2 separate regions of the Homo sapiens genome follow, and region 2 is linked to region 1. Evidence: read pairs that join two places in POLR2A ChIA-PET (ENCODE). Cell type or tissue: MCF 10A. All regions are shown on one strand. Region 1 overlaps NR6A1 (nuclear receptor subfamily 6 group A member 1). Region 2 overlaps GOLGA1 (golgin A1).

The links. Peaks named below come from ENCODE experiments on the same cell type or tissue, not always from the same donor. Only the 100,000 strongest peaks of a DNase experiment are listed, where the experiment ranks them.
Region 2: POLR2A ChIA-PET joins it to region 1 with 5 read pairs; 5 of 35 experiments call an interaction of 5 or more read pairs at or near these places.

The regions. Positions count from the first base shown.
Region 1 is chr9:124,761,724-124,764,223 of GRCh38, forward strand. All of the region lies in intron 1 of NR6A1 (nuclear receptor subfamily 6 group A member 1), which reads right to left. LOC124900274 (a long non-coding RNA gene) reads right to left here. Exons shown (of 2, transcript XR_007061773.1): 1 at 1-2,500. Among named protein-coding and RNA genes, the nearest start is that of NR6A1, 8.3 kb to the right of the region's middle. In MCF 10A, no CTCF peak of the experiment used is centred here; no DNase peak of the experiment used is centred here.
Region 2 is chr9:124,900,503-124,903,002 of GRCh38, forward strand. GOLGA1 (golgin A1) reads right to left here. Exons shown (of 23, transcript NM_002077.4): 13 at 1-45. Among named protein-coding and RNA genes, the nearest start is that of GOLGA1, 39 kb to the right of the region's middle. RefSeq lists an enhancer at 1-235. In MCF 10A, no CTCF peak of the experiment used is centred here; a DNase peak (open chromatin) is centred at 1,419.

The sequences.
Region 1 (2,500 bases):
GCACGATAGGATCTTTATCTCTTATAAATTGTTCATTATTCTATAGCAATGACTCTTAAGAAATTCTGTTGTCAGATTTATTTCCACAAATGTAAGTCTACCCTTGGTGAGGCAACTGGTTCTCTTGAAAAACTGCTGCCACAAGACAATTATCAGTTAAGCAACAGGTTTCATGTAGCAGGTAACAAAAGCTTTATCAGAGAACTCAGTGAGAGTGCACTACCACACATTTCATGTATTCCCAAGCAAAGAAAACTTAAAATGATATGAACTCATTTTCAATAAAAGTAGCTCAATTATCGAGGGAAGTAAGAAAACTCCAAAGTAAAAAAAGTACTACTAATGGTATCTGGTGAAGTCACCATCTTCTTTACACATTTCGTTAGTTCATTTAGACCTGGAGTTCTCATATATTTATGCCTGAGTGTTCTTCAGGATCCCTTTTACACTCTTAAAAATTATGAAGGACCCTAAAGGGTTGATATTTATGTGGCTTTGTCTATTGATATTTATCATACTGGAAAATAAACCTATGAAAAATTTAAAATATTTGATAATCCATTTAAATTTAATAAATTCACGTTAGTACAAATAACATTTTTATGAAAAATAAAATTGTCCAATAAAACATAAAAATTAGAAGAGTGGCATTGTTTTACATTTTGCTAATCTCCTTAATATCTGGCTTAATCCTAGCAGCTAGATCTCCTATCTGTTTACCCATTCAGTATATTGTGATTTTTTGTTGTTGTTGAAGCACAGGCAGAAAATCTGGCCCCACAGATTTATAATCGGAAAAGGAAGAAGTATTTGCTTTTTAAAGTAATTGTGGATAGTCTTCTTTGATACTACACCAAAACTCAATTAAGTGGTACTTTCTTAAAGGTTAGTTCAGTGTGAGTTTAAAACCATATCAATGAACTATGTGTAATCCGTTACATTAAAATCCATTGATCAATCTGGCATTTTGAACAGATCTCTTAGCTGTGTAGGATCCTGTAATATCACACATAGATCTTTTGGAAAATACTGAATTACTGAGATATTCAGATTTTCAAAATGTTGACACATTTCATAACATCGAAAATCATATTTATTTCATCATCCATCTCATCAGAAGACATTAATCATTGGGAAGCTGTCAAGCTCTTAGTGGCAAGTACAAGTTTTCCAAAACTAATTGTTGCTTGAAAGCTCAAATTTTATTTACTGGCAACCAATACTGTCAGTTTTCCTTGATATGACAGACTCACTGTTCGTTTAAGAAAAAAATAGTCTGCCAAATGCCCAAGGCTGAATCAAGTATAGTTTAATTATTTCAAGTATTCCATGAACAAAAGTAGCTGGCTCAGATCACAACATAATCACACAAGCACTTTGTCTTAAAACAACCATTTTAGTTTGCACCAGAAGTGCTTGGCATGTACTTTTCCATTTTGTCACACAGAATATCAAAAGTACATGTACTCAAGGGTCAAGATTTAATCATCATTTTTACTGCTTCATCAAGGATGACATTAAGTGGAAAAGTCTTTTTGAAAAATACAAGTGCATGGAAGTGAAGAATATAATGACTACTAATACAGTTTGTGCCTTGATTTCTGGTAAGGGACCAACAGTTTTTACTCACTATTGTTTCTGCAAAATCAGTGTAAATGTCAATACAGTAAAAAAGGCAAATGATGTCTTAGCATTACGATTAAAATATATTTAAGAACATCCTGAAAGGGTCTCAAGGACCCCCAGAGGTTTGCAGACCACACTTTGAAAATCACTGGTTTGGATGCAACCATAAATAAATTTAAGGACTCAATAAATGGGAAGAGATTAAGTTTGAAACAAACAATAGTAATGAATGGTCAAAGAATGACAGAAAATACAATTGAGTACTACTTCATTATTTGTTTATAAATTTTAAAAAGCAAGGGATGAGGAAGGGGGATAAAGTACATAAGGCTACACAGAAGTGTTCTGTCTTCTAGCTTTTCTTTCGTGACAGAAAGACTAAATTAGATAAACTGGAATTAGCCATAATAAAAAGAACATTGCATCTGATCCAGTGGAGCATAAGGAATTAAAAGACTGAATTTTTAATTCTTCCAAGGTGATACAGCTTCATACAGCTTCATGATTGAAATGGGGACTTGAATTAATAAAACTAGTTTTAAAAATGAAAACTGCCAGGCGCGGTGGCTCATGTCTGTAATCCCAGTACTTTGGGAGACTGAGGCACGTGGATCACTTGAGGTCAGGAGTTCGAAACCAGCCTGGCCAACATGGTGAAACCCTGTCTCTACTAAAAACACAAAAATTAGCTGGGCATGGTGGTGGATGCCTGTAATCCCAGCTACTCAGGAGGCTGAGGCAGGAGAATCGCTTGAACCCAGGAAGCTGAGGTTGCAGTGAGCAGAGATCGCACCGCTGCACTCCAGCCTGGGCAACAGAGTGAGACTCCATCACAAAAAAAAAAAAAAGAAAAGAAAAAACTATCTGGTTAAGC
Region 2 (2,500 bases), 140 kb after region 1:
GAGCTGCTCCTCAGAGGCCTGCAAGGTCTGCTCCAGTTCTCTCACCTGAGAGGGAAGCAGAAGCATTCTTTCTGTTCACAAGAAGCTGAAGAGTGGTAACAAATGGCTTTAAAATGCAAAGCGATTTAAATAAAACAGGTACATTATAGAAAAATGTAACCTGAGAAAAAAGATACTGCATAAGTCTACCATTATAAAACACTAGCATTCTAACGTATTTTCTTAAACTCTCTTTTAATGACTTTTGTTTATAGCTTTATATAAAGTTTTAATAGGACAATGTAAAACTTTGTATCTTTTCCCTACTCTTAAATGTCCTTCTGTCTCCATGTAATCTTTAGACCTCAGATTATTATTTCCTCTAGAGTGTTTTGTAATTTACTGACCCATTTGCCTACTGTGCTGCCTACTTAGGCTTTCTGTTTTTCCCATCTAAAAGAATGCAGCAATTAACATCTTCACACAGTATTTTTTTTTTTTTTTTTTTGAGATGGAGTCTTGCTCTGTCGCCCAGGCTGGAGTGCAGTGGCATGATCTCCACTCACTGCAAGCTCCGCCTCCTGGGTTCACGTCATTCTCCTCCCTCAGCCTTCTGAGTAGCTGGGACTACAGGTGCCCGCTACCATGCCCAGCTAATTTTTTGTATTTTTAGTACAGACAGGGTTTCACTGTGCTAGCCAGGATGGTCTTGATCTCCTGACCTCGTGATCCACCTGCCTTAGCCTCCCAAAGTGCTGGGGCTACAGGCGTGAGCCACCATGCCCGGCCTATTTTTTTTTTTTTTTTTGAGATGGAGTGTCACTCTGTCATCAGGCTGGAGTGCAGTGGCGTGATCTCAGCTCACTGCAACCTCCGCCTGCTGGGTTCAAGCGATTCTCCTGCCTCAGCCTCCTGGGTAGCTAGGACTACAAGCGCACGCCACCACGCCCAGCTATTTTTTTTTTTTTTTTGAGATGGAGTCTCACTCTGTTGCCCAGGCTGGCGTGCAGTAGTGCAATCTTGGCTCACTGTAACCTCCACCTCCTGGGTTCAAGTGATTCTCCTACCTCAGCCTCCTGAGTAGCTAGGGACTACAGGCACATGCCACCACACCCAGCTAATGTTTTGTATTTTTAGTACAGACAGGGTTTCACCATGTTAGCCAGGATGGTCTCGATCTGCTGACCTCGTGATCCGCCCACCTCGGCCTCCCAAAGTGCTGCAATTACAGGCATGAGCCACCGCACCTGGTTGCTAATTTTTGTATTTTTAATAGAGACGGGGTTTCACCATGTTGGCCAGGACACACAGTATTTTTTTAACTGGTTTGAATCACTTCCTTAGGACAGATTCCTTGAAGTGGAATTACTGTTCACAATACAAATTCAGGATTTACTCATTCCACAAATACTGAGCAAGACTGACTCCATACCAGGAACTGCACCTGGGCACGAGGCCAGTGCCGTGAGTGGGACAGATGTAGACTGGCCCTCAGGGACTCACTGTCTAGTACTGAGTTGCACTTGGCTCTCCAAGATGGCAGTTTTACCAGATTCAAGCTACATCTATGAATTTCTCTTAGAAAGCCTTCTTATTTACTGAATAAGGTCTGGCCTTGGGGAGCTTTATTATTATTATTATTATTTTTGAGATGGAGTCTCGCTCTGTCGCCCAGGCTGGAGTGCAGTGGCATGATCTCGGCTCACTGCAAGCTCCACCTCCCGGGTTCACGCCATTCTCCTGCCTCAGCCTCCTGAGTAGCTGGGACTACAGGCAACTGCCACCATACCCAGCTAATTTTTTCTATTTTTTAGTAGAGACGGGGTTTCACTGTGTTAGCCAGGATGGTCTCGATCTCCTGACCTCATGATCCGCCTGCCTTGGCCTCCCAAAGTGCTGGGATTACAGGTGTGATTCACCGCGCCCAGCTGGGGAGCTTTATTATTAAACATAAGCACAAGGAAGGCTGTATGCAGCTTGGTGAAGGAGAGGTAGACACACAAGGAGAGGATTTTTTTTCTTTTTGAGACAGTCTTGCTCTGTCGCCCAGGCTTGAGTGCAGTGGCGCGATCTCGGCTCACTGAAAGCTCCGCCGCCTCCTGGGTTCACGCCATTTTCCTGCCTCAGCCTCCTGAGTAGCTGGGACTACAGGCGCCTGCCACCATGCCCAGCTAATTTTTTGTATTTTTAGTAGAGACAGGGTTTCACCGTGTTAGCCAGGATGGTCTCGATCTCCTGACCTTGTGATCCGCCCGCCTCAGCCTCCCAAAGTGCTGGGATTACAGGCATGAGCCACCGTGTCCAGCCAAGGAGAGGACGTTTTTAAGGCCTAGGCTCCTCACATACATTCACATCTTAGATTTAACCGAAACAATCCCATGAGAAAGGGGCTACTAGTCCACGGAGAAGAACAGGATTGTTACTAGCTCATGACTGCAAATTTTATTGGTGGTAGCGCCAAAACTAAGACGTTGTTTTACACTCCTGAGATCAGAAAATACCTAAGTCTCAATTTAGAAGC